Linked DNA regions of Homo sapiens: region 1 is linked to region 2. Evidence: read pairs that join two places in POLR2A ChIA-PET (ENCODE). Cell type or tissue: MCF 10A. All regions are shown on one strand. Links, peaks and the distances in the headings refer to the core of each region. The heading gives the core; the rest is flanking DNA. Region 1 overlaps GMPS (guanine monophosphate synthase). Region 2 overlaps C3orf33 (chromosome 3 open reading frame 33).

What was found. ChIA-PET counts read pairs that join two places held together with the same protein. Peaks named below come from ENCODE experiments on the same cell type or tissue, not always from the same donor. Only the 100,000 strongest peaks of a DNase experiment are listed, where the experiment ranks them.
Region 1: POLR2A ChIA-PET joins it to region 2 with 5 read pairs; 2 of 35 experiments call an interaction of 5 or more read pairs at or near these places.

Annotation. Positions count from the first base shown.
Region 1 is chr3:155,904,836-155,910,222 of GRCh38, reverse strand. It overlaps GMPS (guanine monophosphate synthase), which reads right to left. Exons shown (of 16, transcript NM_003875.3): 5 at 3,960-4,063. Among named protein-coding and RNA genes, the nearest start is that of GMPS, 37 kb to the right of the region's middle. RefSeq lists a silencer at 1,736-2,002. In MCF 10A, for the core only: no CTCF peak of the experiment used is centred there; no DNase peak of the experiment used is centred there.
Region 2 is chr3:155,763,862-155,769,248 of GRCh38, reverse strand. It overlaps C3orf33 (chromosome 3 open reading frame 33), which reads left to right. Exons shown (of 5, transcript NM_001308229.2): 4 at 1,580-1,740; 5 at 5,331-5,387. Among named protein-coding and RNA genes, the nearest start is that of PLCH1, 21 kb to the right of the region's middle. In MCF 10A, for the core only: no CTCF peak of the experiment used is centred there; a DNase peak (open chromatin) is centred at 2,858.

The DNA of each region.
Region 1 (5,387 bases), core at 171-5,170, 140 kb before region 2:
CAGGCTGGAGTGCAGCGGTGCGATCTTGGCTCACTTGTCACCTCTGCCTTCCATGTCCAAACTATTCTTCTGCCTCAGCCTCCCGAGTAGCTGGAACAACAGGTGTGTGCCACCACGCTCGGCTTATTTCTTTTATATTTTTAGTAGAGACAGGGTTTCACCATATTGGCCAGGCTGGTCTTGATCTCCTGACCTTGTAATCCGCCCATCTCAGCCTCCCAAAGTGCTGGGATTACAGGCGTGAGCCACTGCGCCCGGCCTATTTTATTTTATTTTTTAGACAGGGTATTTACTGCTCTGTCACCCAGGCTGGAGTGCAGAGGTGTAATCATAGCTCACTATAGTCTCGATCTCCTGGGCTCAAGTGATCCTTCCACCTCAGCCTCCTGAGTAGCTGGAACAACAGGTGCATGCCACCACACTCAGCTAATTTTTAAATATTTTGAAGAGATGGGGTTTTATCTTGTTGCCTGTTGAACTCCTGGGCTCAAGTAATCCTCCTGCCTCGGCCTCCCAAAGTGCTGGGATTACAGGTGTGCGCCACTGCACCCAGCCTTCTTCCTCTATAAATGTTAAAACTGGTATGTCTCAGTAGATTTTTAGCTATAGGAATAGGAAATACATAACAAAGACAAAAACTACATTGCTATAACCTTTCTTTATAAAGGTCTTTCTTGACACAGCAATTAATGAGGTATAGGACGTACATTAAGTCCCACATAGAGATTGTTTCACAGTATTCTCACCTCTCCACCCAAGTTACTTCAGTTGCCTTGTCTATCTAGTGCATTGATAATTCAATTTTGGTTCTCAGTTGCACATGGCTTTCAAATGCATTGTACAGCTACCAAGTTCTTATATTAAAAGAATCTCATATATTAGACTTGTCAGAATATACTGTTTCTTTCTTGACTACTATTAACCACAAAAATATATTCAACTACTTGACAAATGTGTTTCTGGCAAATATTACCTATGGGGCAATAGATGTTAGGCTAGGTATTTTACATGTGCATGTGTTACTCCTATTTTATGGCTCTGAGATATCAAGAAACTTGTATGAACTCTCAGGTAATTAAGTAACTAAATCAGGCCTGACAGGCTCCCAAACTCATACTCATTCTACTATACCACAGTACTTCACACTTTATTTGGCTCTCAGCATACCACTCTCTTGGTTCACTTATTTTACTGTCTATTCCTTCTGAATCTCTTTGCTGGTTCCTCTTCATCTTGCCCACCTCTACACATGGAAGTTACTCAGTCCTCAGCCCTTAAATCTCTTTTCTAAATATTCTAAGAGATCTCATACTCTCATCACCTTAAAATTCTGTCTGTATGCTGGTAAACCCCCAAATTTATACCTCCAGCCCAGTTTTCTCCTCTAAAGTCCAGGCTCATATATACAACTGCCTACTCAGCACCTTTGTTTTGATGTTTAATAAACCATCTTGAATTTAATATGCAAACTCAAACTCCTGAGGTCTTTCCAATCAGGTAAATAGAAACATCTTCCTTTTGGTTCCTCAGGCAAAAAAACTTGGGAGCTAAAACTTGATTCTACTTTTTCTTCCCCACTCCATATTCAATCTAACAGCAAATCCTCTGTCTCTGCCTTCAAAACAGTGGAATCCAATCACTCCTAACAATGTCTACCTCTATCACCCTAGTCCTGACAACTTCTATCTCTGCCACCCTGGTCCTAACAACTTCCTCTTCTACTGCTGTAGAAAAAACCGGGTTCTTTTCACATGACCAGGAAAAGTTAGGCACGCAGACACTTTGAAGGGTAAGGGGGAATGGAATTTATTGAGAAAAAGGGAAAAAAACTCTCAGCAAAGTGAGAAGGCTTCCTGTTAACAGGCCCCCATCTCACAGATTGAATCCGAGGTCACCACACAGGAACAGGAAAGGCCAGGCTCCTCCCTCCTGCAAAGGGTGAGAACTTCCTGTGGCCCCACCCTGTTCTCCCAGTAGGCAGGCTGGTGGGAGATTCTCCAGGTACCCTCCCCTTTATCTTCCTCCTGCATCTATCACTACTATCCTGATCCTGACAACGCTGTCTCTCTCCTGATTACTACAATAAATTCCTAGCTTGTCTTCTTGCTTCTCTTTCACCCTGTATCTTTTCTCCTCATCACAGCTTAATCCTTAAATTAGATCACATCTCTCCTTCACTTAAAACCCCACCTCACTATGAGTAAAGCCAAAGTATTGCAGTGGCCCAAAGGTCCTGTGTTCTGGCATCCAACTACCTCTCTAATTTCACCTTCTTTCACTCTCCCCACCATGCTTACTCTGCTCCAACCACATGGATTCCTGCTGCTCCTCAAATATGGTCCCCACCCAGGATCTCTGTACTGCTGTTTCCTCTTTCCCCAAATATCCAAAAAGGTTAGCACTTATTTTCTTCATGTCCAATGTCATCTTATAGGAATGCCTTCCCTGAATAGCCTATAAAATTGCAACAACCCTAATCACACATATTCCAGAATACCCTCTTCCCCCATTTTTTCAATGTAAACACTATCTGATTCTGACATATTCTGTATTTCTTTATTGTTTACTTTCCCTTTTTCCAGTGTTAAACAAGCATTTTTGCTATATTGGTTTTGGGTTTTGTTTTCTTCTTAGGAGAGAGGGTCTTGCTCTGTTGCCCAGGATGGAGTGTAGGGGCACAACCACAGCTCACCGCAGTCATGATCTCTTAGGGCCAAATGATTCTCCCACCTCAGCCTCCTGAGTAGCTAGGACTGCAAATGTGCATCACCACACCTGGCTAATTTTTTTAAAATTATTTTTATGTAGAGATGGGGTCTCACTATGGTGCCCAGGCTGGATTGAACTCCTGGCCTCAAGCTATCCACTTTCCAGTCTCCCAAGGTGCTGGAATTATAGGTGAGAGCCACCGCACCTGGCCTATTTTATTCATTGCTAAATCCTTGACACCTAGAACTGTGCATGACACATAATAGGTACTCGAATGTTTGTTGGATGAATAAAAATACACAAGCTTATCTACCACTGTTGATCTTTTTTTATGAAGTAAAAAACTTTTAGTATAAAACCATTCTTGGGCATTCCTATGCTAACATATTAGCATACATTATGCTAATGTCTGTTAAGTAACAGCAGGCAGATTACTAAATTCAGCATGTCCATGACAAATCTTTTTTTCAACTTATTATTTAGGTGTGGTATCTCAAAGAGAACTTTAGTGATAAACCCACCTTTTTCTTTTACTAACTTCCAGGAATATTAGTGACCATTTACATTATTCAGGTAAGCAAGTCAAAACCCCAAACAGCCAGAAAGTCAATTCCCCTTCCTCAAAAAATTAGAGAACAAAATGGTTTAAGAGCATGGGTCAGCAAACTTTCTGCAAAGGACTAGAGAGTAAATAGTTTGGGCTCTGTGCAACATACACAGTCCCTGTATTTTATTATAACCCTTTAATAATGTAAAAATCATTCTTAGCTCCTGGACATTAAAAAAAGGCAAAAGACTAGATTTGACCCACAAGTCACAGTTTGCCAACCCTGGTTCAGGGAAATGTCTTGAGTACTTATTTGGGTGCTATGGGCTATGTACACCTAAGAAAGGAATAAAAGACAAGTAACTCTGAATATAGTATAGTATGAAGACAGCGAGTTCTCAAATTTTTCCTGAGTTACAAAAGTATAGTGTTTTATGTTTGAAAAGCTTATATTAGGATGAACATTTTTCAACGTATTTCAAAGCAAACCAGTAAACCAGTAAGTGAGAGACTTCTGGATAATCCTCCTATTATTAAATTCCCTTCATAACAGTTAATCCTACATTCATTATTATCTTTAAAAAAAAGAGAAGAAAAATCAGAAGAAAAAGGAAAAATCAAAGAGTACCTCATACAGAAGCATATGCTTACTCTTCAGATAAAGTTTTTTAAATGAACTCTGCAAAATTTTTAGAATTTTCACCTGCTACTATGTTTCCAGAACGTGCCACAACCTTGAATCCATCAGCTACTTTGTCTACACTATCTCCATGTGTAAGCAAAACAACTTCTTCCTTCTGAAGGCCCCTAAACATACAAAAAATAAAACACACAAATATCTTAATTAAAAACATGATTCATGGGTTCTTTTGTTTTAGAAACACAAGCTTGCCATACATGATTAGAAAAACAGAAAAAAAAAAAGTGACAATGGAATACTGCTAGAATTCAAATATTATGTCCATTACAAATAAAGCCAATAAAAAACCTTAGACCTTAAAAAAGGCAATCCATAAAAATTGGAAGGAAACTAGAACAAATAAATATATGAAGTTGGTAGTATAACCAGACACACAGGAATAATTTCAAGAGATTACAGAACAATAATTTCAACATTATATATCTGTTGAGATTTATGTTAAGAACAGAGGTATTTCAAAGACCTTAACACTTCATTCGGTAGTCTTATGTAAGTAGTAATAGGACTTAGTACTGAAACTGTTATCCTGTAACTGTAAGTACAATATAGATACAGGCATACTGTAGGTTAAAACAAATAATTAGTAATCAACATTTTCAGCTTAAGAGTAGGGAGATACAAAATCAAAAGAGTTAGGTAAAAACCCTATAATCTTTCATTTTAACTGGAAATAAGTATACACTAATGATTCTGTTTCCCAATTCTAAAAGACTAGGTACTGCCCAACTCTGTTATCTGAAAGTCCTAGAAACAATTACAACCCAGTACCAATGTGGACCTCTAGTGCCAAACAAATTAATGAAACTTAGTTAAGTAAGTGTTACTTAAGAGACTTAAGTAACATTAATCAAATGTAATGTGTACACTTTCTCTGGACCCTGATTCAAACAAATCAACCATAAAAATATACTGTTTACGTTATGGAAAATCTGACTAAGAACTCGATATTAAATAATAATAAGGAACGGCCAGGCGCGGTGGCTCATGCCTGTAATCCCAGCACTTTCGGAGGCCGAGGCAGATCACCTGAGATCGGGAGTTCAAGACCAGCCTGGCCAATATGGTGAAACTCCGTCTCTACTAAAAACACAAAAAATTTTGCCTGTAATCCCACTTACTTGGGAGACTGAGGTGGGAGAATCACTTGAACCCGGGAGGTGGAGGTTGCAGTGAGTCGAGATCTTGCCACTGCACTCCAGCCTGGGCGTGCGACAGAGTGAGACTCCGTCTCAAAAAAAAAATTAAATTAAATTACAAAATAAATAATAAATAATACTAAGGAATAAAAATGTAAATTAAAAATAAAGCAAGAAGATAAAGTACATTAATGTCAAAAAGATATTTTGGGGTTTGTTGTTGACATTGTTGTTTAGGAATAGTATAGGTTGTGATAGAGTCCCAGAATTTTAGAACTAGAAAGACAGAAAAATG
Region 2 (5,387 bases), core at 319-5,318:
CTTCCGCCTCCCAAATTCAAGCACGTCTCCTGCCTCAGCCTCCAAAGTAGCTGAGATTACAGGCATGTGCCACCATGCCTGGCTAATTTCGTATTTTTAGTAGAGACAGGGTTTCACCATGTTGGTCAGGCTTGTCTCGAATTCCTAACCTCAGGTGATCCACCTGCCTCAGCCTCCCAAAGTGCTGGGATTACAGGTGTGAGCCACCACACCTGGCCTTAATTTTTGTATTTTTAGTAGAGATGGGGTTTCACCATGTTGGCCAGACTGATCTTGAACTCCTGACCTCAGGTGATCCACCCACCTTGGCCTCCCAAAGTGCTGGGATTACAGGAGTGAGGCACTGCACCTGACCTTCTTTATTTTGAGATAAGTTCTTGCCCTGTAGCCTAGGCTGGAGTGCAGTAGTACAATTGCTTATAGCTTTTGGTGCTTCTCAAACTAAAATTCTAGGACAGGTTTTAAGAAGCCCATATCCTAATAAAATTTATTTTTTTATCAAATAATATAACAGTGTTCTAGGATATCTTCTTGAACTAAAGTATTATTTCTTTCCTGGAGAATAGATGGATGTAACTTTATATTTTCAACCATTATGTAAGAGCTTAATGTATGTTAAGTGTATAATTTTTTTAAAGACATTAAGTTTTTTTTGTCAGCTGTTATCCCTTTTTGGAAAGTTATAAATTTTATCTAAAGTAAAATCTTGTTATTAAAATTACATTGGTTAAAATTCTATCAAGGGTTTGGGTAAACAGGTCTTCTTCATATTATGCTACTTAGAATATCAATTGATAAAATCCTGTCTAGAAGTCAGTTTTGCAAAATGTATAAGCATAACAGTGTTGATGTAGATCAATATTTGTTGAGATTGGAAGATATCTTCAATAAGTTAAGTGAAAAAGCAGTTTCTGTGGTTCTTTTGGTGGTAATAGCCCATATTATTAAACTGAAGGCCTATAGCTTTATGTGTGTATGTGTAAAAATAAGCATGGGAGGTTGAAAAAAGAAGGTTAAATTGGTTAAATCTCACTACTTGTTCTGAAGCTTACTGAAATGGGTTTTTGAAGGCTGGGCGTGGTGACTCACGCCTGTAATCCCAGCACTTTGGGAGGCCGAGGTGGGTGGATCACTTGAGGCTAGGGGTTCGAGACCAGCTTGGCCAACATAACGAGACCCTGTCTCTACTAAAAATGCAACAATCAGCTGGGCATGGTGGTGCATGCCTGTAATCCCAGCTACTCAGGAGGTTGAGGCACGAGAATCGCTTGAACCTGGGAGGCAGAGATTGCAGTGAACTGAGATTGCGCCACTGTACTCCAGCCTAGGTGACAGAGTGAGACCCTGTTTCAAAAAGAAAAAAGAAAAAAAAATGAGTTTTTGAAATTACTGTGTTATATATACTTGTATTGTTTTAAAAGAAAACTTGAATATAGAAATAAATGGGTCTACAGTTAGAGAGACTGGGTATTTATAAATAAACATAATATATTTGTTTGTTTGTTGGAGGCCAACTGACTGGAATTTGCTTTTGCAACATGCTGTTAAAGCTAAACTCTTTTCTACCTAACCTTTTTAGAAGAGCCACGTGGTGCTTTGCTGGTTAAGTTGGCTGGAGTAGAACTCGCTGAAACTGGGAAGGCATGGTTACAAAAAGAGCTAAAACCTTCCCAATTACTATGGTTCCAACTTCTTGGAAAGGAGAATTCAGCACTCTTTTGCTATCTTCTGGTGAGTAAGGTAAGCAATGTGAAGAAATAACTAGCAATATCTTATTCTTCTTATTACTTATATGTAAACACTTATTTAATTAGAACTTTGGATATATAATGGGACTGACTTTTTTTTGCCTTTTAAACTGCTACTGATAGTGATTATGCATAGGTGTCTTGTATACAAATTTTATTTTAGTTACATATGTAATATATGTTTAATATAGAAAAAATAAAATTAAGAAAAAAGAAAAACTTCAAATTATTATTTATTATTATTATTTTTTAGATGGAGTCTCTCTCTGTTGCCAGGCTGGAGTGCAGTGGCACGATCTCGGCCACTGCAACCTCTGCCTCTCAGGTTCAAGTGATTCTTCTGCCTCAGCCTCCTGAGTAGCTGGGACTACACATGGGCGCCGCCACACCCAGCTAATTTTTGTATTTTTAGTAGAGATGGGGTTTCACCATGTTGGCCAGGATGGTCTCGATCTCTTGACCTTGTGATCTGCCCACCTTGGCCTCCCAAAGTGCTGGGATTCAGGCATGAGCCACTGCGCCTGGCCTATTGTTTATGATTATTATTTTTTGAAACAGAGTCTCACTCTGTTGCCCAGGCTGGAGTGCAGCGGCATGATCTTGGCTCACTGCAATCTCTGCCTCCCAGGTTTAAGCAATTCTCCTGCTTCAGCCTCCCAAGTAGCTGGGACTACAGGTGCACACCACCACACCTGGCTAATTTTTTGTATTTTTAGTAGAGATGAGGTTTTGCCATGTTGGCCAGGCAGGTCTCGAACTCCTGACCTCAGGTGATCTGCCTGCCTCAGCCTCCCAAAGTGCTGGCATTACAGGCATGAGCCACTGTGGCCATAAACTTCAAATTACTAATGACTCTGGGCATTGCTAATTTAGGCAGTATCATTATATATTTATTTATGTATGGGTATATTACATCATGCTTGTTACTATAAACCACTTGCTGAGTGAGGCTTGTTAGCTGGAAACTACAAACAGCCAGGGTGTTTTCTGACGGTTTGCTTAGTCTGGTCCAATATGTTGTTGATAGGTCTAAGTGTATAAATCTTTGAACTGTAAAGTTGAACATTCTTAAGTACTAGTTCTGATCAGTGATGAGTCATCTAAAGATGTTGCCTCAGAGTTTTCTTACCTTTATGATTGGCCATAGCCATTGTATAACTGGAAGTGACAGTTTCATCTTTGTTGCTGAATCACTGTCCTGCATCCCAGGATGTGCATGTGCCTTACTCCAGATTTTTTTGGTGGGCCATCAGATAGGTTTTCATACCTTGATCATACTATGATATTCAGCTTTTAAAATTATAATTATGAGGGTACAGTCGCTTGTGCCTATAATCCCAGCAACTCAGGAGGCTGAGGTGGGAGGAACGCTTCAGCCTACGCAGTCGAGACTGCAATGAGCTATGATCGCACCAATGTACTCCAACCTGGGCGATAGAGAGAGACCCCTTCTTGTAAATAAAATAAGATGATTAGAATTTTAACCATTTTAATTCTTAAAAGCTTTTTGAAATATTAATAGAAAGCTTAATGAAATTCATTAATTTTTGCATGTCCAGATGATATTCAGTACTTTCAAAATAAGAATTATCTAAAACTAATTGATTGAAGTATCTTGTATTTTAAAAGTAAGTTTAAAAGTAAGTTAATAAAGGCTGGGCATAGTGGCTCATGCCTGTAATCCCAGCACTTTGGGAGGCCGAGGCCAGCAGTTCACTTGAGGTGAGGAGTTTGAGACCAGCCTGGCCAATTTGGTGAAACCCCATCACTACTAAAAATACAAAAATAAGCTGGGCATGGTGCCGGGTGCCTGGAATCCCAGCTACTCAGGAGGTTGAGGCAAGAGAATCACTTGAACCCTGGAGGCGGAGGTTACAGTAAGCCGAGATCGTGCCACTGCACTCCAGCCTGGGTGACAGAGTGAGACTCCGCTTCAAAAAAACAAAACAAAACAATACAAAACAAAAAAAGTAAGTTAATAATACAAAGTTGTATAAAACATCCTAAAGGCCTTACAAAAATATTAGCTTTTAAGTTAAAGAGTATAATTACCAAAAAAAAGGAGATGATTATGACGATGATAAAGGTAGCAATCAATTATGTATATTTTGAGGGTCAACATGTGTCAGACACTGAGTTAAGGTGCCATGCTTATATTATGTTACTTATCTTCAGAACCACTCTACAGGTTGTTGCTTTTATTCCCACTTTCAGGTAGGACTTTTAGGGAAACTGATTGTCTTGGTCAGGGTAACCTGGAAGAAAAGCCTGTATCCAAACCCAACTCTTCCTGGCTCCTGAGCCTACATTTACTTCATCTTATAAGCATATCTTTATTTTATCTTGCTTCCTGGGTGACCAAACTATGCTATACACATAGAGTGATAATTTACTTCTCCTGTTTGAATTTTGCTAACGTGTGAGGTGGAATTTTAATTATACTGAGTTTGGTTCAAGGGAATGAGCTTATAAGATTTGAAAGATTTAGAAAAATATGATAATTGCTTTATAACTGTTATCATGTACTAAAAATTTCTCAATTTGAAGGAACAAAATTTTATTAACACTTTGTTAAGATTAAAATCCCACAAGGATTGTAGAAATATCTAGGCAGGATCTCCTTTTATTTATTTATTTATTTTCCCGAGATGGAGTCTTGCTCTGTCACCCAGGCTTGAGTGCAGTGGTGTGATCTCGGCTCACTGCAACCTCTGCCTCCTGGGTTCAAGCAATTCTCCTGCCTCAGCCTTCTGAGTGGCTGGGATTACAGGCACCTGCCATCGCACCCGGCTAATTTTTGTGTTTTTTTTTTAGCAGAGGTGGTGTTTCACCATGTTGGCCAGGCTGGTCTCGAACTCCTGACCTTGTGATCTGCCCGCCTCGGCCTCCCAAAGTGTTAGGATTACAGGCATGAGCCACCGCGCCCCGCCAGGATCTCCTTTATACCGTAAATTAATGAAAAAAAAAAATCCCATTTATCCAGTTTCATTAGGAGGTGAGGTATTCCATGAATAAAATTTCCTGTAGGATGAAGACTCAATGGCCAAGACTATTTTTATGTTAATTATTTTGAGGGAAGTCTTTTAAAAATGTATTTACTTGCCAGTGCTGTCCAAAACACTGGAATTCTGAACCTAATTTAACAGTTCAGTGATGATTCAGTTCATTTTGCATTTGGCTACTTTTAGTTTAGTTTCTCTTCATCTCTTAGTTTCTTTTGCTGGTCCTACTGTCACTCTGCCTATCTTGGGTGTCCCACTTCCCCTCCACAGAACCACCAACAGACCAAAAACACATTTTTCATACTTTATTGCTTCCTCACCTCTTCGGATTAGGAGAACAGTGAGTCTGTGGAGAATTCCATGTTATAAAAGAATCAACTGATTTTGAGCAAGGGTCTCTTCTAGTAATAAAAATCCTTGGATTTCGCAAGAGCTGTTTTGGGGGAGCCTTGGGGACCATTTTTGCCTTTTCTTTGGAGGACTAAAATTGTTGAATGACTGATTTTTAAGGTAAATAAGATGTGATGGGTATAACAACAATTATCTTAAATAATTGGTTTGTATTATTTTTAAATTCAAGGGTGGATATTTCAGCGTGAATCTGAATGAAGAAATTTTGAGAAGAGGCCTTGGCAAA